Linked DNA regions of Homo sapiens: region 1 is linked to region 2. Evidence: chromatin loops called from intact Hi-C (ENCODE). Cell type or tissue: endothelial cell of umbilical vein. All regions are shown on one strand. Links, peaks and the distances in the headings refer to the core of each region. The heading gives the core; the rest is flanking DNA.

Region 1 (11,588 bases), core at 1,845-9,844, 140 kb after region 2:
TTTGAAAGGGGTGGGATTGTTTTTCTCTGATCCACTGACACTGATCATATAAACTTCAAGATTCAATGAAGTTAAAATGTGTGTCTCTGCTTTTTTGGGGGGAGGGGGAGGGTGCAGGCACCTGAATTATTTAAAAGTAAACTTTAAAAAAAAAACTTTTTCATAACTGATGGCAGTACACAGAAAATTGCAGTAGTTTAGCCTAAAAAAATTAGACCTCCCTAGGAATCAGATGTCCTTGCTTCTGTTTTCTTCATAGCTTTGCAGTGAATTCCACAGAAAGGGGATTTCAGTTGCGGCAGAGGTAGAAGAAAAGGTGGGGCATGGACTGCATAAATCAGTTCCATCCTTTCCCAGGGAATTGTGGACTTCACTTTCCACAGTGAAGATGTTACATAGGGGCCAACCTGCTAGCTCGAGATAGACTCAACTCCAGAGACATCAAACCATCCTCAGGAGACTAGTGGAAAATGTTACTACCTACTCCTAGAGGATTAGTCAGAGCTAGAGTTTAAGCTGACTATTGCATATGGAGCTGAGGAAAGAGCCCTATATTCACATGTACCTGTAAGACTGGAAGGCGCCTGCCTGTGTGGCCACTCTTTGTTCTTTTGAGGGCATGGAAGACGTCTTTTCATTAGACTTAGATATTTCTATACTTCATCTTTGGGCAGCATTCCTGTCTCCTGCCCCACACCTTTCCCATTACTGTAATTAGAAGTCGAAAAATATTGCAATCTGAGTATTTTTTGGAGTATCCTGCTATGTGTTGCTGTTTAACATCTGTACAAGTCCAGCTTTTCAGCTTTATTCTTAAAAGTATTTTATTCTTAAAATCTTGTCTTATGGGATATATCTTTCTAGGACTGAGTACTTAAACTTTTCCAAAACAAGGCTTTGGTGATAAATCCCATTTTAAAATGCTGCTAAAAATCTGGTGACCAGATCTGAATCCTGGAGAACTGTAAAACTGTTGCTTTGGAGGAGTGTGATCTCAGATCATAGTTTGCCCGTATAGGGGTGTATGTGTTGCTGAAACACCCTTCAATAAAAAACCTTCTGACTGTGGGTAACTATTAAGTAGTCATCGTTTTATCTTCCCTTCTCCCATTTCCATTTTCCAGAGGTTCAAGCAGTTCTTCTCACTGACATTTTAGTTTTCCTTCAAGAAAAAGACCAGAAGTACATCTTTGCATCATTGGTAAGCTGAATTGTTATTTTTGTAATAGTATTATAAGCAGCTAGTTTAGTTATGGAATGTAAGCACTATGTTATTGCTCTCCCCCGCCCTCTTAAAATTAAATGGCTCAGGACAAATTCCTCTGAGTAATTTCCCACATGCCCTCAGAATTTTCTGGCATCCCCTCTTCCCAAAAAATTATTATTCTGTTTCATCACAGTCTTCTTTTAGTGTCTTGGACATCTGACTATTTGATCTATGAAGAAACCTGGTCACTGGAGCATTTCTCACATTTGAGCCCATAAATGGTGCTCATGTATAATATTGCTGACTGGATTCTTTGGGGAACCTGGAAAGATTCATCGTGTGGAAAACATGACTGGAACCTTTAGAGCCATAAATTACTATTTCCCTTTTGAAATCTTTTTTTGTTAAAATCTGAATGAAATAAGGAGATACTTCTCTTTATCCTAAAGTAGCCCTTGTTTTTCAAACTATGTGCTTTTTTAACAGCATCTGGTCTTACCTTAGATTGAAGCTGTCCTTCAGAGTTAGAATATTGTATATGTATCTTTTATTTGCCCTCTTCCCTTTTTCCAGGACCAGAAGTCAACAGTGATCTCTTTAAAGAAGCTGATTGTGAGAGAAGTGGCACATGAGGAGAAAGGTTTATTCCTGATCAGCATGGGGATGACAGATCCAGAGATGGTAGAAGTCCATGCCAGCTCCAAAGAGGAACGAAACAGCTGGATTCAGATCATTCAGGACACAATCAACACCCTGTAAGTTAACCACCAGGCCCCACCCTTCCCAGCCCTCCTGATGTCTCTGTGTGATTTCATAACAGGCTGGACTGTGACCAGAGTAATTGACATCTTAGGAATTTTTTGTTCTGTCTTGTTTGGGTTGTATTAGGAACAGAGATGAAGATGAAGGAATTCCTAGTGAGAATGAGGAAGAAAAGAAAATGTTGGACACCAGAGCCCGAGAATTAAAAGGTGAGGCATTGCGAGTGGTCTGAGCCCCTTGTCTGGAATGTCTGCAGTTGCAGAAGACTGCTGGTGGATTTTAGAGGTACGGGTTTGCCCTCAGTTCTAAAGCTGCCCCAGCAGGCACTTGAAAGCAGCAAAATGAATAGCTGTTAACAAAAGAGAAACCAAGGCCAGGCTGACATGGGTCCTCGTAAAGAATGGCTGCAAGGATGTTTCCAGTACTGGATCAAGAGAATATTGATTCTCTTGACTCAGGATCCGTGTTCTCAAACCTCATGACATTCTCTGTACTTTGTCACAGGCGAATTTGCCAAAATTTGTAGTCACATCTAAGATTAAAACAAGGAGAGAAAGGAATTTGGGGAAAAGAATTCTCCAGTTAATCTGATTTAATCCTCCCCCAGTCCCTAGCGTTATCACTTATCCGCATGTTTACAAATGAGTTGTGAGGTGAAGTTTTGGGAGCAGGGTATGTATCAATCTATGTTTGACCCTTATTTATTGAGTGCTGACTGTTTTGTGTAGTCTTGTCAGTATCCCTGCAACACAGGCATTCTAATCCCCATTGTGCCGATGAGACAGTCGAGGCCCACAGAGGACAAGCTACCCAGGGTTAACGTGTGTAGTTAGTGGGTAAGCCAGAATTCTATTCCCTGTCTTAGCAAAGCCTGGTACTCACGTATGTAGTTAGTGGCTAAGCCAGAATTCTATTCCCTGTCTTAGCAAAGCCTGTTGCTCTTTTCTCTTTGCCAGTGGCTTATCGAATGTTTCAAAGTAAAGACTATGCTTTGGATAGAAATAAGGCTTAGAGTTAAATAAATGTAAGCACCTAAGGAGTTTGGTTAGGCCTTAAAGCCATACAGATGATAGCATTCTGTCTCACTGAGGGGGAAATTAAAAATATGGACAGCTTTAGACCAGAGCCAGAGTTATAGCAAATTTATTGGCCCATGATTAGGATGACAAGGATAAAAATCTTCCTTCTTTAAATTTTGTCAAGTACCTGGCTAGGCATACTGCTAGGTACAACAGATGCAAAGATTCCTTAAAAAGAGCCCTTGCCCTTGAGAAGCTCACACCCTAGCAGGGGAGACATACATCAATGATGGGCCACACAGTGATTTATTAGACCACAGGCACAATTAGCATGTGTGGGATCTGCTCATCCTGCCTCTAGTAAGTCTCACAGAGAAGCTGGTGCATGAGCTACATCTGAAAAAAATTATCTCAGCACACAAGAGTGGTTATGTGCAAAGGTGAAAAAGGACTTGACATGTCTGCCAAGGAATGACAGGTTCGGTGTGTCTGGAGGGTCAGGGCTAAGGGATGGGATCTTAAGCTGGAAATGCACCAGGTATTAAAAGGCAACAAGGGACTCATGTAATTAAAAAAAAAAATTTTTTTTTTTAACATGTTGAAGATAGTTAGGAGAGTTGCTTGAGGGAATGGGAAGCCACTGGAAGTACAAAGACCATTTGGAAGACTGTTAGGATAGGTTAAGTGAGAATGAGCTGGAGAAGGAAGAGATGTAAGAAATAAGGTCATTAAAATCTGATCAGTTGGCCAGGCTCGGTGGCTCATGCCTGTAATCCCAGCACTTTGGGAGGCCACGGCGGGCGGATCACAAGGTCAGGAGTTCGAGACCAGCCTGACCAACATGGTGAAACCCCATCTCTACTAAAAATACAAAAATTAGCTGGGCGTGGTGGCACGTGCCTGTAATCCCAGCTACTTAGGAGGCTGAGGCAGGAGAATCGCTTGAACCCGGGAGGCAGAGGGAGGTAGAGGTTTCAGTGAGCCGAGGTAGCACCACTGCACTTCACTTCAGCCTGGGTGGCTGAACAAGACTCTGTCTCAAAAAAAAAGAGTCTGGTCGGTTGGTGGTAGGACAGAGTAAGGAGACAGAGTCTCTCACAGGTTTCCAAATCAGGTGACCTGGAAGATGAAGAGTTGTTGACTGAGAAAGAGATTCCACACTAAAGGGAGGAGGTAGTGGGCTGGAGAAAAGATTGGTTTCTCACGTGCTGAGAACAAGGCATCTCAGTAGAGGTGGCCACGTGGGCGCCATGGTCTGCTGCTAAGAAAGGGGAGGGTTTTTGATGGTTTAATGAATTATCAGCATATAGAAGGTCATTGAAGCCATGGGGATGAATGAGATCCTCAAGAGGAAAGTGGGTAAGGTAAAGAAGACAGCTCAGGCCAGGTGCGGTGGCTCACACCTGTAATCCCAGCACTTTGGGAGGCCAAGGCGGGCAGATCACCCAAGGTCTGGAGTTCGAGACCAGCCTGGCCAACATGGTGAAACACCATCTCTACTAAAAATACAAAATTAGCCAGGCGTGGTGGCACATGCCTGTAATCCCAGCTCCTTAGGAGGCTGAGGCAGGAGAATCGCTTAATCACTTGAACCCAGGAGGTGGAGGTTACGGTGAGCCAAGAGTGCACCATTGCACTCCAGTCTGGGCAATAGGAGCGAAACTTTCCGTCTCAAAAAACAAAAACAAAAACAAAAAAAAAAGAAGACAGCTCAGGATGGAGCTGAGACAGGAGCCCAGATAAGAGATTCCATTGCAGATGGCAGATCTGTAAAGTGTCCTGAGAAAGAATGGTAGGAAGAGAACTGGTGTCCTAAAAGCTAAAGAAGGAAACATGTTTTAAAGGAAGAAGTAATCATCAATGCTGGAAAAAACAACCTAAAAGACCTCATTGGATTCAGTCATGAAGTTGAGCTGGGAAAGCAGTTGCAGAGTGGACAGAAGCTAGAGAGTAGTGGGCTGAGAAGTAAACAGGGGACACGGGAGTGGAAGCAAAGTGCAGACTTGTTATGTCACAATTTCCATGGTTTGCCAGAAAGATCCAGAATGGTTTTCCAGATAGAAATCACAGAACAGAAACAATATTGCTGTCTTGATGAAAAAGAAAAGGCAGTGTGGGTGGGGAGGGTGTCCTGTCTTGTCACTTTCCATAAATTACCACAAGGTGGTGCTCGTGTCTTAGTCATTCTCGTAATTACTAAACACCAATCAAATCACAGATCATTTTCTCCTTCCTGCAGAACAACTTCACCAGAAGGACCAAAAAATCCTACTCTTGTTGGAAGAGAAGGAGATGATTTTCCGGGACATGGCTGAGTGCAGCACCCCTCTCCCAGAGGATTGCTCCCCAACACATAGCCCTAGAGTTCTCTTCCGCTCCAACACAGAAGAGGCTCTCAAAGGAGGACCTTTAATGAAAAGTGCAATAAATGAGGGTAATTAACATTCAGCATTGCCCCCTCTTCATCTACTCCCAGAGTGGTTTACACACTAATATTACCTGCCAGTTTTTACTTTTTTACTTTAAAGCACAAATGCAGAAAATTACCCAAAACAAATATTTCACTATAGTAAATTATCAGGTGAATATCCTTTTAACCACTACTCACATCAAGAACTTAAAGGGGCCCTGAAGCCCCTTCCTCCACATGCTCTGTCCCCATCACACCTCCCTCCCTCCAAAAGGAGCAGTTATTCTGACTGTTTTTTAATTAGTCACTTATGCTTTTTTTTTTTTTTTTTTTTTTTTGGCAGGATCTTGCTGCTCTGTTTCCCAGGCTGGAGTGCAGTGGTGCAACCTCGGCTCACTGCAACCTCCCCCTCCTGGGTTCAAGTGATTCTCTTGTCTCAGCCACCCAAGTAGCTTGGGACTACAGATGTGCACCACCACACCCAGCTAATTTTTGTATTTTTCACAGATACAGGGTTTCACCATGTTGGCCAAGCTGGTCTCAAACTCCTGACCTCAAGTTATCCACCCACCTTGGCCTCTCAAAGGGCTGATATTATAGGCGTGAGCCACTGCACCCGGCCATTAATCACTTACTTATATATCTTTATGGCTTAAGTGCCTACTCCTAGACATTATAGTTTAATTTGCTTATGTTTTTTGATATGCATCTTAAAATTCTTAATTTACAGTTCCCCCCACCATCTTTTTTTTTCCATATAATTTATCTTTGAACAATCTGAGCTTTTTGACTTAGAGAGTTTCCCACAGTTTGGATTTTATTCATACAGTCCTGTTGTCTGTTTCCTTCAGATTTGCAGCTGGATTCAGAGGCGTAATTAATTACTCAGACTTGATCTCTTTGGTAAATTGTGCCCTTATAGTGTTGTGTTCTTTCATTGAGGAGGCATAAATATCTAGTTGTCTCTTTTTTTGTGACATATAAGAAAAGATAAAAGGATAAATTCTTGATTATTTTTCCCCTCCATTTATTTACCAGTTTTTAAGACCATGAACATCTTCTGAAAGTGACCCATAGTTTTTATTATGGACTCATGAATTGAAACATGTTTGATGGGGCCAGGCACGGTGGCTCATTTCTATAATCCCAGCATTTTGGGAGGCCGAGGCAAGTGGATCACCTGAGGGTCAGGAGTTCAAGACCAGCGTGGCCCACATGGTGCAACCCTATCCCTACTAAAAATACAAAAATTAGCCAGGTGTGGTGACATGCGGCTGTAGTCCCAGCTCCTCAGGAGGCTGAGGCAGGAGAATCGCTTGAACCCAGGAAGCAGAGGTTGTAGTGAGCTGAGATCGTATCACTGCCCTCCAGATTGGGCAACAGAGCGAGACTATCTCAAAAAAAAAAAAAAAAAACGTTTGATGGATTTCAAGTCATTGCAATTCCTAACCTTATTAAAAGCTCAGAATGTTCCTTTTGTGAACACCTCTTTCTTTGGCTTCTAGTCCTGTGGACGTGACCATAGTAGTCTTTTAGAGCTACTGGTATAGTAAGTTGTTCCAGGCTCATCTTAATTGTTTTCTGCCCCAGTCCTGGTATCAGCCATTTCTCCAAGAGTTCTGGATTCTTTAAGTGGGAAATTATATTTTCAGACCACAGTCTGGGTACTGGGAGTGGTCATTGCTGCTAGGTTGATTGTTACTAGGTTGGGCCTTTTCAGTGGACAGAGCTTGGGGAAAAACATATATATAACATTATATATATATTATATAACATAATATAACATTATATGTTTTACATCATATATAATTTAAATACCTATTGAACATAAAATGTGTATATGAAAATTTATATTTACACTTTCGAATTCACATTGATATTCTTAAACTGTGGACTACAGTGTTTGTTTTTTTAACTAAACCTATTTAGTATTACATCTCTATTTCCTTTCTTTCACATTGCAAATCCTTGTTCTTAAGGATACATCATAGAATTCGAATATTATATATTTACTTTCTGGCTTTATCCAACCTATTACTCATAACTGTTAGTAATACTAATAGTATTACTAATTACTATTGCTAATACTGTTAGTAATACTAATAGTATTACTATTACTATTAACTAATACTAATTTACTAATTACTATTGCTAATACTGTTAGTAATACTAATAGTATTACTAACACTATTTTGATAATAATATATTCTAATAGTAATGCTGCTACCACTACATATGACTTTTACTTGCTGTCCGCATTCTCCCGTTTTTGAAAAAATAGTTGTGCTGTGTCTACGCTGTCAGTTTATAACTGTTACATGCCATATGCTCTCCTTGTAAGCCTTGACCATAGTCTTTGTTCTGTAAGTGAACATACTTCATGCTTACCAGAAGTTCTTAGGTCAGTCACCCTCTAGTCATGTGGATATGTGAAGCTGATTCTCTAGCATGTGCCTCAGGAAAGGTTCATGAGAGTAATAGTCCATGAGCTCTTTCATGCTGGTAATAATTTATGCCCTTTATACTTGAAAGCCTATTTTGCTGAATATAAAATTATTGGCTTGTTCATATTTTCTTCCCCAAGGTATTAATTACTCTCAAGTATGTTGTTTTATTTTTTTTTCTGGCATAAAGTATTGCCATCAGAGACTGATAATAATTTGATTTTCCCCATGTAAGTAACATGCTCTTTGCCTAGATGCCCAAAGGATTTTTTTCTAAGTACAAGTAGTTTTACAAGAATATTCCTTGGTATTTGTTACCCTAGGTTGATGCTGTCAGGTTCACAGTGTTCTGTTTTCATATGTGGTTTCAAATTTTTCAGATTTCAGGAAGTTATTTTTGAATTATAATTTGTACTATTTTCCCTGTTCCCTTTGCTTTGGTCTTCTTCAAGGTCTCCATTTATCCTTATGTTGGACCTTCTTTGTCTATCTTCAGTGTTGGTCACTTTCTTTTAATACTTTTGATCTCTTCATCTTTTTAATGTTTAAATGGTCTTCCTTTCACCTTCTTTTTTATTAAGCCATTTTCTGCTGGGTTAATTTGCTCTTATATTCTAGTTTAGTTTTGATTTCTATAATGATTGTTTTTCTTTTGTTTGTAGCTTTGCTATTTCATTTCTGTGTTTTCTAATTCTGACCTAAGTTAGTTCTTTCATGTCTTTTGTCATTTTCTTTTCTTTCTTTTCTTTTTTTTTTTTTTTTTTTTTGAGACAGAGTTTTGCTCCTGTTGCCCAGGCTGCAGTGCAATGGTGCGATCTTGGCTCAGCCTCAGCCTCCTGAGTAGCTGGGTTTATGGGCATGCACCACCATGCCCGGCTAATTTTTTGTATTTTTAGTAAAGACGGGGTTTCTCCATATTGGTCTTGAACTCCTGACCTCAGGTGATCTGCCCGCCTCGGCCTCCCGAAGTGCTGGGATTACAGGCATGAGCCACTGCACCCAGCTGTCTTTTGTCATTTTCTTAATGTGTTTTGGTCACCTATTTTATGGACATGTCTTTCCGATGTGCTTTTATTATCTGTAGAGAAGTTAGACCCTGTGTTCTCCCCACCATCACTCCCTGTTCTTAACTTTATATGGGATTTGACTTCAATATTTTCTATTGCTCATTTTTATGTGAAATTAGTGTCTTAAGTTTACAGGTTCAGATAGCTTTTCTCACACCATAGGACTCGTCTATCATTTTTGTGTAGTTTTTCTTTTTTAATATGGCTTGTCTTATCAGATTTCCTGCTATTGGTTCCCTCCCTTATTCCACCTGGCCCTTCTTTTTCTTTATCTTTTTATTTTTCTCCTGTTTAACTTTTATTCCATTTTCTCCACTTTCTTCTTTCTGTGAGCCATACCCTAGAAAAGAACCCTAGTGGGCCAGAGTTGAGATGCAAATTCTTAGACTACTCTAGCCCCTTGAACTCACTCCATATTGGCAAAGCCAGAAATCCTGACTGTTTTACTTGCTGTTCTCAAATCAATCCATCTTACTTTCCAGGGAATATCTTCTGTCTGCTTTGGATATGATTCCAGAAGCCATGTCACTTCTAGTAAATTACTCTGCCTTCCCTGTACACTTTCAAATTTCCTAGGCCTCTTGCATATAAAGTGGAAGGTCTCATCTCTAAATTTCTAGTAGAATCCAACTAAAACACATACCCTGAGCTGAGACCCTTCTCTGAGCAAAGGAACTCACCCAGTCACTCTTTGGAACTTTCAAGTCGTGCTCTTTGTACGTATCATATATACTATGAACTTGTTTTCCCCTCATTGAAAGATAAGATGTCAGCTTTGCATGTTTCCTTTATTCCAGTGGAGATCCTTCAGGGTTTGGTGAGTGGAAATCTGGGAGGCACACTTGGGCCGACTGTCAGCAGCCCCATTGAGCAAGATGTGGTCGGTCCCGTTTCCCTGCCCCGGAGAGCAGAGACCTTTGGAGGATTTGACAGCCATCAGATGAATGCTTCAAAAGGTAAATGATGTGAAGTCATGAGCTTTTATAGGCAATCCTTGACTATCTCACACAACTCAAAATGACTTGTACTTTAGTAGCTACATCACCGCTCCCAATCAGCAAATTTCTTAGTGAGATTTCAAGACACTCAAGAGCTTGTCAGTCAGACTCATATTCATTTTGAGTAACAAAAAAGATTTTCCTAAGATCTCAGCTAAAAGAGTAATAATACATGTTCCTGCTTCCATTTCTTCTGCATCCGTAAAATTATTAATAATCACTTAGCTGCCACCAAGCAGCTCCCCCTTTTTGGGGGCATCAGTAGGTTTCAGACATACTACATCCCCAAGATGCCTATATGATATTCTTTCCTTGGCTAATCTGTTTCACAACTTTAAAAAAAAAAACAACCCTATTTTTTGTTTAGGAGGCGAGAAGGAAGAGGGAGATGATGGCCAAGATCTTAGGAGAACGGAATCAGATAGTGGCCTAAAAAAGGTATTTCTCTTTAAAATACACCATGAACCTCCTTGGCACTTTCCTCTGAATTCATAACCTTTGAAATTATTTCACTTTGATGTTGTTTTCGATGCCTGAATTGCTGCTTTTAATAAAATTATTTTCAGGGAAAATCACATTTTTAAAACAAATAGTACAGTTAAGAGCTCCACATTATTGGCTGTTTGGCCTCACTGGCTTAGGGCAGTGTGTTTACATTCATAACTCTACCATGGTCCTGGCAGGACCAGTTTCATTAGGTTTGTTTCAGGTGCTCCAAACCGACCTGACCTCCTTACAAGGTATCAGTGATAAATAGTTCAACCTCTTAAACCTTCACTACCTTAGTGAGAGGCTGTGGTAGAAAATGGAAAGCTACAGCCTAACACAGAAACACACTGAATGTCATTTTTGCATCAAGATCTTCATTTTTTTATATGTATGTTTTTTGTTTTATAGGGTGGAAATGCTAACCTGGTATTTATGCTTAAAAGAAACAGTGAGGTAAGGACATTATGAACTATTTAAGAAAATATGTGTTTGTTGTCATTGTCAAGTTAGGAATATTGTTTTTTCCTTTTTTTTTTTTCTTTTTGCTGTTACAAAGAGGCTAACTGCTGGCTATCATCTGTATGTGTAAACAATACAGTTGTCAGTTTCCTTGGCCTTTCCCCTGTCTTTGGTCCTAGGGGCACCATCTTGGAATTTTGCCAGTTAGAGAATTGCCTGCTAAGATGGCCTTTGATTCGTTTCTTTGATTCTCTGTCCTTAAGGAAGCCTCTTGCTGTTTTTTTGTTTGTTTGTTTGTTTGTTTGTTTGTTTGAGATGGGGTCTCACTCTATCGCCCAGCTCGCTGCAACCTCTACCTCCCAGGCTCAGGCAATCCTCCAGAGTAGCTGGGACTACAGGCATGCCTGCCACCATGCCCGGCTAACTTTTGTATTTTTTGTAGAGACAGGGCTTTGCCATGTTGTCCAGGCTGGTCATAAACTCCTGGACACAGGCAGTCCACCTGCCTTAGCCTCCCAAGGTGCTGGGATGACAGACATAAGCCATCTTATCCAGCGCTTCTTGCTTTTAATGAGCTTTCTCTAAATAGGGCCTGTGAAATCCCTGTGGTGGTTTCCTTTGGTCTAAGCACACTGAGTAGAATTCATAGCAGCCTTTTCTCTATCACAAGCCTGATACTAAGAGCCACAGGTCTGGAACATGGGCATTTAACTTGTGGGTAATTTGACACAGT
Region 2 (11,588 bases), core at 1,148-9,147:
CATTAGCAGTGTGCCTTTCCTTCACTCTTCCCTCCCCCAGCTCATTAATCTACTTTTGCTTTCTGTAAATCCATAGAGAGATTTGCTGTGAGAGTGTGAAAGTGGCTGTAGATAGTACGTAAACTGCCCATTCCAGAACTTCATGTAAATGGTATAACACAATATGTGATCTTTTGTCTCTGGCTTCTTTCACTTAGCGTAATATTTTCAAGTTTCATCCATGTTGTGGCATTGATCAGTATTTTATTTCTTTTTATTGTCAAATACTGTTCCGTTGTATAGATATACCACATTTTTTTGTGGATTTGGATTGTTTCCACTTTTTGGCTACTGTGAATAATGCTGTTATGTACATTTGTGTACAAAATTATGTGGACATGTTTTTATATACCTAGTGGAGTTGCTGGGTCATATGGTAATTTCCATTTATTTGGCTTCAAAAATATTTTTCTTCAAGGTCTTGAGATTATTTTTCTTTGTTTAAAGCTATTAACTTTTATTTTATTTTATTTTTTATTTTTTTGAGATGAAGTCTTACTGTCACCCAGGCTGGAGTACAATGGCAGGATCTTGGCTCATTGCAACCTCCACCTCCTGGGTTGAAGCGATTCTCTTGTCTCAGCCTCCCGAGTAGCTGGGATTACAGGGACTCGTCACCACGCCCGGCTACTTTTTTGTGTTTTTAGTAGAGATGGGGTTTTGCCATATTGGCCAGGCTGGTCTCAAACTTCTTATTTCAAGTGATCCACCCGCCTTGGCCTCCCAAAGTGCTGGAAGTACAGGCGTGAGCCTGTGCACCCAGCCAGCTATTAACTTTTAAAACAAACTTGTTGAGAGAAACAGTGCCCTATGCTTTAGATTCCATGGTGGTCAAAAAAAAAAAATTAGAAAGCTGAAAATCAAGTTAGTGAACTTACTCATGCTGCCCCTTTGAAAGTCCATGTTCCTTGGGCTACACTTGACATTGCACTGTTTTTACTCTTCAGAGGACTAAGTGGTATGTTTTTTTGAAATTTCACGGTAGGTAAATGGAACAGACTATCCCAGATTGTTTCAAGAGTATGAACAGTGATGAACAAACCTTGTTGTATTGGAGTACTGTGGTATGAAGGTGCTGACTGTTCTAACCCGCCCTTATTACACATAATATTCATGACTAATGCCTGGGTGGCTACTTGTAAAGCAGGCATTATTCAGACAAATGTTGCTTTTACCCCTGTGAGAAGAAAAGAGAACACACCCTGCATGGGTACGTGTGTCTTTGTTTCCAGAAGCCCCTTAGAAAGGGAAGGAAAAAACTCACATCCTTGAATTCAAATACCTCTGTTTCTTAGTACTCCATTTTAATATTGTAGTGATTAGAGTCATTGAATCCAGGCTGGTACTTGGCTCTAGACCCTTTGCTTTCTGATGAGGGATATCTCTATTCTAATGGTATCTTGTCTACTATAAAGAAGAAAACAAAACATGACTTAAAGAAAAGAAAAGGTCTCCTCTCTCAGTCCCTTTCCTCTTCTCCTTTTTTCTCTAGTTTTAAGAGTTGAGAGAGTGAATATTCCTCTGGTTGGTCAGCATACCTCAATTTACAGATAAAAGAATAGACCCTTGGAGAGTCACATGACTAGCTTGAGGCCAAAGGCAGCTGGAAGAGTTTGAGGTTTGATTTCTAATCTGGGACTTACACAACAGGGCGATTCCTCCTTGACTCAAGAAACCTGGGCTCTGATTGGTAAAGTTGCTATAAGAAGCCTGAGAACCATGTAATTTATCTCTAGCTGCGAGATATCAATGCCTTATGCTTTGTGTTTGCTTCCACCGTGTAGAGTTGGGGAAAGCATATGTCAGTGGGATTTTCAGTTCTTGAGGATTTGCAGGCCTAAATTCAGGAAGTTTTTGTGTTCACAGCATTCTTATAATGATGTGAAATCTGACTACTTAACTCTTCTCCGTGGTGCTCTGACAAACTTGCCTTATTTGCTGTGAGTTGAAAGGATAAAACAGACACACACTTTAATTTTTCCCATTTAACTCTTCACATACTATATTCATATAGGTTTTCACTGGATGGGGAAAGAGAGCAGAGGTCGGCAAACATTTTGTAAAGGACAGATTTTGTAAATGCTTTGTGGGACATATGGTCTCTTAAAACTAGTAAGCTTTGCTGTGAGTATGAAAGTGTCTGTAGCTAGTATGTAAACAAAGGAGTGTCACTGTGCTTCAATACAACTTTATTATGGACACTGAAATTTGAATTTCATGTGATGGTCATGTGTCGTGAAATATTATTGTTTTGAATTATGTTTCCAGCCATTAAAAAAATGTAAAATCTCAGCCGGGCACAGCGGCTCATGCCTGTAATTCTGCCACTTTGGGAGGCTGAGGCAGGCGGATCACTTGAGGTCAGGAGTTCGTGACCAGCCTGGCTAACATGGGGAAACCTTGTCTCCACTAAAAAAAAAAAAAAAAATACAAGAGTTAGCCAGAAATTGCTTGACCCGGGAGGTTGCAGTGAGCCGAGATCGCACCACTGCACTCCAGCCTGGGCGACAGAGTAACACTCTGTCTTGAAAAAAAAAAAAAAAAAGCCTACTCTTAATTTTTTTTCATGGGCTGTAAAAAAGAGTTAATATCCCACTGGCAATAGCATGTGAGCCCCTGCCTAATAAATACTTGTGCACCAGTGGAAGAAAAGAAAAAAGAAGCAAGCAGATTTCTTAAATTGTTTTGTGGTGAAACCTCTGGTTTTTAAACTACAGGTTGGGAGTGGGATCAAGTTCTGTCTTTCCTGAATAGCTTTTTGACAGCCTCTCTAGGGCTCAGTTTCCTTGTCTCTAATCATTCTCTAGCTTTAACCTTCTAGAGTCTGTTTTCATGCTGAAAAGGGTTAGAGTCTATGATTATATTTGAGGGAGGAGTGGCATTTGTGTAATATTTAACCTGATCTTTCTGCCACATACCCCGTCTATGTGTGTGCCTTGGGAATAGGCCAGTCATTGCTTCATTGAATCATTGAATCATCCTCTCCAAATGTAAAATAGAACAAATTCCTGTATCTTATGCTTTGCTACCGGCTTCAAAACCAGTAGTATGGTAAATTTATGGCAGTTTTCTAATAAATGTAAATAATCCATTTAAATTCTTATGGAAGTTTTGTAACATTCTCTAAACGTGTAATGGTCAGAGCATAAGAACCTCTGTCGAGTGGCACTACCAAGGATTTAAAGAAAAAAGCTACAGCTGAGTTCTTGTTTTCTTTAGTCCTTTAGTCTGCTATCTGTCATACAAACTGAGGAGTAATTTTTCATTCCTTAACCTGTTTGACACATGTATTGTAAATAAATCCTTACTTTAAAGGTCCAGTGCTGAAAATCATAGTTCATGAAGGAATTAGACAGTATCTGCATTCGTTTACTTATATTCTCAGAGAAAACACAGGTATGTGTTAAATGCTGCAGATTTCTTGATAGTCTTTACTGATATTTCTTTATTGGGGTGAAAATGTTCACAATTTTTGAGGCAAAGTTATTACTTTACACATATTGTGGTTTATTCCCATTAATCATTTTATCATTTTATTTTAGCCAAAGTTTTAATGCCCATTGCAATTTAATATTCATCATTACCTCCACCTGTATGCTTTACTGGTTTGAAGGTATTCAGATTACCTTTCGTTGTCATCTTTTTTTCCTTAGTGAGTTAATATATATCAAGTACTTAGATCAGAGCCTGGCACAAAATAAGTACAGCTTAGTATTATTATTAGTTTAGTAACTTCAGATTACAATATGCTATTCACTTATTTTAGTAACTAGTGGAATATGGTGGTTCAGACTCAGTTACTGCTTCTTGAACATGTTATAAAAGCTTCAGGAATAGTTTCTTACATTAATTTGAAATTGAAAGACATGGAACTTGTTTTGCTTCTGAGACCGTTACAATTTGAAAGAACCTTAAAGATTTTCTGAAGTCCAGCACCTTTGCTTTATAAGAGAAGAAATGGATTCAGGATAGTTAAATGACTTACCTTGTTTCACAGCTAGTTAACTGTCAGCTGGACTAGAACCCAATTTCTATGTGAATAATTTTTCCCATTATACTATTTCCTGAAGAATCATCTGAGGGTACACTTGGGAAGTCCCATCCACTTGGTTTAGGATGGGTTTTTGCGTTTTAAACAAGCATCCCTGAATGATACTTAATGCATGCTAAAATTCTAAAGCCATTGCATTATACTTTCATGCTTTTGGTAATAGTTGGAGAAACTCCTTTAGCCATTTTAAGATGTAAGCTGATATACTTTAAGTCTCATGTTCTTACTATAATCTGTTTAGCTGCAACTAAATACCACTAAGATGATGTTTCTCCAAAATGCTTGCTTTTGGTGCAGAAATTAGGAAGATTTTTTAGACCTGCCTTTTATTTCCTAAAGAATGATATGATATTGAGCCAGATGCTGGAGGCAAGCAGGAGATGACATTGAATACTTAAGTTCAGAAAAAGTTCAGAAAAGAGGGCCGTCTGACACCATTCGCCTTCATAGTATGTCCCAGTACTGCAAACCAATATCGTATGTTGTAGGGATCTTTTCTCTTCAAGATATGGCCAAGTTCATTAGGAAGGACCTTCTCTCCCTGGGGCATCTGTTCATTGAAGTATCTCAATAATAGTTCCTTTTCTGAATGCTCTTTGCATAAGCTTATTAGCCGTATGGAACAGTTAATTCTACAAACCAGTATATATTGTCAGGGCTCCTATGGTCCTAACAGTCAAACACTCAAGAACAACTATGTTCAAGGACAACTGTAAAATCCCATGTGTTGAGTATTAGGCTACTGGGAAAATCTACTCTTTATTTAACATACCTTCCTCAATCAAGAAAGCATTTAAAATCAGAACCATGATCTTTTTTTTTTTTTTTTTTTTTGGCAATTATACAGCCAAACATCAAATTAACTGAATTTCCATTCTTAGTTATTTTTACAACAGTATTCATGTTTTTTTCTTCAGGACTGTAGTAAGGGCATTGTTGGTCTTAGAATATTGCCTGTTAATATCTTCCTGAACTATGTCCTTTTATTATATTTAATGGAACACTCTGTTTTCTTTCTGTTGTCTAAAGGGGGCGAACTTGTATTTCCATCCCTAGTCTAGGAATTTGGTTGAAAGCTTTTGTATTGTGTGGCTGTTCACAGACTTCATGCTCAGCTGCCGTGGGAAAATATGACAGCCTCTAGGCTATTTGGTGACTAATCCAACAACTTATAATGCTGATATTCAAAATGGCTTGTACGTCCCACCCTGTTATTTAATAGTTGTCAGTTTTTAAAAAGGTCCTTTAAAAATGTTTCTGCCATCATATTCACATAGTTTTGTGGTGTGTGTGTCACCTAGGGAAAGGCAAATTGCCCACTTTCTGAGTTGCCAGAAAGTCTTATCTGCATACATTTTTGGCATGTAAGAGAGGCAGGCTCTCCTTAAATTATCCCATATAGGTCCAAAGCTAGAGCTAGCATCAACCACACAAAATTTAATTCTCAGTTTTTTTCATGTAGATTTTTTGGAGACTCTCTGTATCTCCTCTGAAATGGAGAGTTTCCAGGAAATTATCAGCGGCTCCTAATACAAATTTTTAATACAATTGTGGAAAAGAAGTACCTCAGAGAACCCCAGACCATAAAGTCACAAGTGGCAAAACTATAAACTTAGTGTAAAACTACCCATAGATAATGTATGTAAAGGTATAATTTAATGATCTAGTTGTACATTTTTAAGTGACCTTAAGCAAGTTATTTAATTTCTCTGATCTGTGTTTTCTCCTTTGTGTAATGGTTAATCTCTAGTTTCTTCCAGCTCTTAATTTTTGACCAGTGTGTGATTATGAAATGATTAGAATAATTTAAAAAATACTGTAATCCCAGCACTTCGGGAGGCTGAGGCAGGTGGATCACATGAGGCCAGGAGTTCGAGACCAGCCTGGCCAACATGGCAAAACCCCATCTCTACTAAAAATGCAAAAAAATTAGCAGGGCGTGGTGGTGCGCCCCTGTAATCCCAGCTACTTGGGAGGCTGAGGCATGAGAATTGCTTGAACCTGGGAGGTGGAGGTTGCAGTGAGCCAAGATTGCACCACTGCCCTCCAGCCTGGAAGGCAGAATGAGACTCTATCTCAAAACAAAAACAAAAAAACAAAAAAACAGAAAACCAAAAACAAAACTGAGGATATCTTACATTTGGACCAAAAGGACAATCATGAGGGATTTTTTTTTTCTTTTTTAAATTTGAGACAGGGTCTTGCTATGTTGCAGATCTTGAACTCCTGGGCACAAGTGATCCTCCTGCCTTGGCCTCCCAAGGTGCAGGATTACAGGTGTGAGCCACCATGTGGGAATTTTTTTTTTTTTTTTTAAATCACACATTCTTTAACCCAATCCTTAACTAATCACTTTTGTCTTAAATGTTTTCCAAGGTGTTTTGTTCTGGGATATTAAAATCAATTATATTAGAATCTGCTTTTTTCTTTCATAGAACTGCTGAATCATAGGTCATATGTGCATTTTAGAGGGGATGTGTGTCTCATGCCACCCCCTCTTGAGTGAAAATAACTGTATCTGAGTCTTACCACTCTTTCTGTCTACTACTTACACTCATTTCTCTTTTGTTCATTCGTATTATATTGACAGCCAATGATAATAGCTAAGTATAAGGGAAAGATTATGGAGCCCAGTGAATTAGGGTTTTAACCTAGTTTTGCCAACTACCAGCTGAATAATTTTGATTCATTTATTTAGAGGCTGTTTCCTCATTTGTAAATTTGGGATATTGATGCCTGTTACAAAGGTTGTTTGTATTAACTAGAGTTAGGAAATTCTAGCCTATAATAGGCATTTTAAATGCAATAGATATAATTCTAATCTCATTTTAAAGTAACTCAGAATTATTAGGCCCATCTTAAGACAGTATGAATGAGTGATTTTAGATAATGATTTTTAAATGGTCTTGGAAGAAGCTATCAGTTATATCAGGCCACAGTGGTACTCATTTAACTTTCCATGTCACTTTATGTTTACTGCAAGGGTGTACTAATTTATTCAGTACTCAGTTCAACAAATGTTCATTGAACTCTGTGCTAGGCCTCAGATATGCTGAAATGAAAGTAGATGAGTCTCTGCATTCAAAGGCTCATATTCTAGTAGGAAAGGCAATTATTAAACCAGTAAATCAGACATATTCTCAAGTGTTAAAATACAGGTAAACATATAGGTGCTTGTGAAAAGATAACTTTCAGTGAAATGGACGCTAAATTCTCCTTTCTAAGGAAGTTTTTAAAGAATATTATATTATTTTTACACTGTGGGAATGAAGATATATGCATTATGTATCAGAAATATAGGCTTGGGCGTAGCCATTATTTCTACCAGTAAATTTGGAAGGGCTACCAATAGGTGATCTCTTAGAAAAAACTATGTATTGCTTGTAGTTCTAAGTTCTGTGTTGCTTACTGATATAAATATGACTTAGAGCTGCTTGTTTTTGCCTGTAAAAGAGAAAGTTTCCATAGTAGAAAATTAAAAGAGAGATGTCATTTGATCTTTGAGAAAGGCCTAGGTCCACCTCAGGGATCTACCTGGGTACCTACAATTTAGGCAGTTTTAGATATTCCATATTAGGTTTTGATTGTGGATTTTAACAAGAGTCTAGTGATATGTCGCTAGTTGACCACCAGAAGAGTAAATGTGTACACTATTTACGGAGTTGTCCACTATATATGGAGTTGTCTACTTTATCCAGAAAAAGTTTCAGGGTCACCAATTTCAGATGTTTCTAGTCTCCTAGGCTGCTCAATTTTGTGATATTAGCCTGTGGCTTTAATTTCATTCATTTATTCATTTAGTAAACATTAAATGATTATTTTTCCCTGGACAAATTATTGCATCAAATTTGGAGGGTTTTTTTTGTTTTTGTTTTTGTTTTGTAGAGATAGGGTCTCACTTTGTTGCCCAGGTTGGAGTGCAGTGGCGTGATCATAGCTCACTGCAGCCTCAACTTCCTGGGCTCAAGTGATACTCCCACCTCAGCCTCCAGAATAGCTGAGACCACAGGTGCGAGCCACCACACCTAGCTAATTTTTAAATTTTTGTAGAGACACGGTCTCCACAATGTTGCCCAGGCTGGTCTCAAACTCCTGGACTCAGTGACCCTCCCACCTCAGCCTCCCAAAGTGCTGGGAATACAGGCATGAGCCACTGCACCCTGCCAAATACCAGATAATTTTTGAAAGTTAGGTATCCTTTTTGCCCTCAGCATACCTAGAATCTAGTTAAATTTAAAAAAGCAAACATATACAGATATAATCACAATACATGAATGCAGTATATGAGACATGTTATCAGATACCATTAATGTGCTATAGGAGATCAGAGAGAGGAATACTTCTTGAAAAGTGCCTGTCTGAAACGTAATGGTGTTTCCTTGGTGAGACCCATGTTGTACCACAGGTGGTATCAATAGTCTATTGGCAAGAACAGGGATAGCTTCAGGGAGCCATTGATATGCTTTCCAGCCTTGTAGTTATTTTTTTACTTTCACAATACGCTCAGCCCTTCGAAGATCATAGAATTGCCTAAGGATTGCCAGAGACACATCAGTTTGCAAGGTAACTGATCTGGCAGTAATCCAGGTTAAAAAAAGAAATTTCATTAGGACTGAAAAACATAAAATTTACCACAGAATATGAAAAATGGAAGTATTCAGTAGTATATGAACCATGTGGAAATTGAAACAAGTAGTATTTCTGTTTAAATATTTCCATTCAGCCATTGAAAGTGTGTGTTCTCCCTTCCTGCCTCTTTCATTTCATACAGTGATGTAGACATTTTGCTTCCATTCTGAGGACACCCAAAACCCTATCACTGCTGTGGACCTGAGCAACTGGGACAGTGTCTTAAGTGTACATATGAAGTCTTCAAAGAAAGTTAGTTGATGGTGAAAATGCCTTTCATAAAGTTCAGGGCAGAGAATACTCTTATGAGCACATTTAAAATATCTAAGTTTAAACCTAACTCAGAAGTCAGAGTAAGCCAAAATGTTTATTGTATTGATCTTCTTTTTCTGTAGTTGGCATTTGCTCCTGACTGAGTCATTAGTATTCATATATATATTTAAGAGTTTTGAAAGCATAGTTGCTGGGTGTAGTGACTCACAACTATAATCCTGGCACTTTGGGAGATCGAAGCAGGTGTATTGCTTGAGCCTAGGAGTTCGCAACCAGCCTGGGCAAAACCCTGTCTCTACCAAAACTACAAAAATTAGCCAGGCGTGGTGGCATGCTCCTTGGGAGGCTGAGGTGGGAGGATCATCTGAGCCTGGGGAGGTGGAGGCTGCGGTGACCCATGATTATGCCACTGCACCCTAGTCTGGGCAACAGAATGAGACCCTGTCTCAAAATAAAATAAAAAACCTAGTCACTCTGGGGTTGGAATTTGGGGTTATGGAGGTATAAAAACGAGTCAGACTTTTCACATGTGATTTCAGTGTTTGTACTGAAGATGGTTGCAAAAGATTTCTCTAACAGTTTGAACTAATTATAATAGGAATAATTGGGGTAAATTGTATAGCTTCACAGTTGGCCTTTATGGTTAAATACGTATTTGAAAGGATAAATTTGGCTTGGCGCTTTCATTTATGTGAGATACGTGTGTATGTGTATGTTTCTTTTACTGTGTAGAGTATGAAGTACCTTGGGAGTGGCACATCTGGGAAGTTTTTGCTGAACCCCTTCTCTGAGGCAGAAAAAAAACATGGTGGAGAGGCTAAGTAGTTAAAAATTATGAATTATTTTATTGCTTGGAATCCCCTTGAAGAAAGATAGATTAGTAGAAAAACATACTTGAACTGGAGATGTCCTGTTCCCTTTTGATTTATGTAAAAACAGCATGTGATCAAAAAATTTGTAATGGAACCATTTAGAGGTCTTTTCTATTTATACTCCAGATTCTATAACTATGGGAATCCAAAATCTTCCAAAAATAATTGTTCTCATTATAGAATATTAGTTTAGGGAGGAATTTTAGTGAGCATGAGGCTTGTGCCCTTTAATTTGCAAGAAAGGAACTGGAGTCCCCAAAGAGCTAGCATGCTCAAAGGGCCTGCCATCATTTGTGATGCCCAGGAGCCTCTCCTTGCCCACCTCTGTCTTAGACATCACCTGTCACTGAAGTAAGCTCCTCAGTGTCACATGGTAAGCCAGAGGCACACTGGAAACCTCTCCAGTGTTTCTGCTGGAGATTCTTAAATAGGAAATTCTTAAATAGGACCATCTTTACTGGTCAGTGACTTTCCTCTACTTTATGAAATCCTTTAATCCTTACTCCCCATACATTAAGAAAAATTATGGGAAGGATACAGCTGAATGTGTACGCTTGATCCCTTTGTTGTGGTTGATGAGCTGTGTGCATCTGCTGCACTGGTGACTCTGCAGTACTTCCTTTTAGCAAATTGCCTTCTGATACAGATACTTGGAGGCTTGTGGCTGGGCCATGGGCAGATCACGGTATAGGGTGATCTGGGTAGACTGAGGATTCCCACTTCCTGTTGCCTTCTCCTTTCCTGAGCATGGCATCTTTATTTTTGGGTGTGCTTGTTGTGTGTTACCTTCCTTGAAATTTAGTGAAAATTGTTACCTACCAACCCAGTAAGCCTGCATGAATCACTGTGAAATCCAGGTTTGTGTAATTCCAGCGTTTTCTGACAGCAGATGAATGATGTGAAAAATGGAAGAGCCTTCTGCTTGTCATGTTCTTCCTTAGGGTAAGATCCTGGTCGCTCTGGGAAAAGCAGAATTGTAAGATCCCCTTTCCAATATTCTTTATCTTTTGGTTTCTATGAAAATAATAACTCAAGGAAAATGTCGTATGTTCAGTTTTATTTTTGACATCATTAATTTCTTTCTTTGTCATTCTTCCTCCTTGTTTTGCTACCAAAAATTTGTTGTGTTTATTTTTTCCCTTGAATCAAGGGGCCTGAAGACAATGGGTTGGTTTGGACTCCCCCTGCCATGCTGGGCTAGAGAAGAACCAAGGGGTACCACCTCAGCCACCCACAGGCCTCTTGCAATTGGGCCTAGGCCTGGTCCATTCTGGAGAGGATGCATGATGAGAAGCATCAGAGCCTGTGTAGTGTGCAGTCTCTACTTTGTGGGCAACAGGACATTTTCTCTAAGAGGCTCAGGAATTTTTTCTCTCATTCCACCCCGTGAAAGCCAGAAACTGTGGGAAGCCACAGACTGACTTGTCAGCGGGAGAGGCATGGAAAAAACATATGTCCATGCACGAATCCCTTACTTTAAACATTTGTAGCAAAGATTCCAACGGTAAATTATGCTGTTGGAACATAGTCCCTTCTTCCAGGAGATGTTACTCTTGTGCATTTCCAAAGCAAAATTGAGCCTTTAATCTGCAAATATGTACTATTTTGTATGCTGAACGTTGTAATAGAAACCAGGGATGCCATGGTGGGTAAAATAAGACAGATTTCATCCCTCAAGAAGCTCTATTGGGAGAAACAAAGAAATGAACCAGGAGTTGACACCT

The links. Hi-C counts contacts between places; a loop is a spot of excess contacts. Peaks named below come from ENCODE experiments on the same cell type or tissue, not always from the same donor. Only the 100,000 strongest peaks of a DNase experiment are listed, where the experiment ranks them.
Region 1: a loop joins it to region 2, with 7 times the contacts of the local background. A loop is called at or near these places in 2 of 110 quality-filtered maps.

Annotation. Positions count from the first base shown.
Region 1 is chr15:85,725,286-85,736,873 of GRCh38, forward strand. AKAP13 (A-kinase anchoring protein 13) reads left to right here. Exons shown (of 37, transcript NM_007200.5): 27 at 1,125-1,201; 28 at 1,781-1,962; 29 at 2,096-2,178; 30 at 5,228-5,422; 31 at 9,707-9,865; 32 at 10,275-10,345; 33 at 10,805-10,849. Among named protein-coding and RNA genes, the nearest start is that of LINC02883, 28 kb to the right of the region's middle. RefSeq lists an enhancer at 1,082-2,281. In endothelial cell of umbilical vein, for the core only: a CTCF peak has its summit at 5,146 (motif pointing right); a DNase peak (open chromatin) is centred at 5,156.
Region 2 is chr15:85,587,144-85,598,731 of GRCh38, forward strand. All of the region lies in intron 8 of AKAP13 (A-kinase anchoring protein 13), which reads left to right. Among named protein-coding and RNA genes, the nearest start is that of LINC02883, 170 kb to the right of the region's middle. In endothelial cell of umbilical vein, for the core only: a CTCF peak has its summit at 5,128; DNase peaks (open chromatin) are centred at 1,198 and 5,208; H3K27ac peaks cover 574 bases.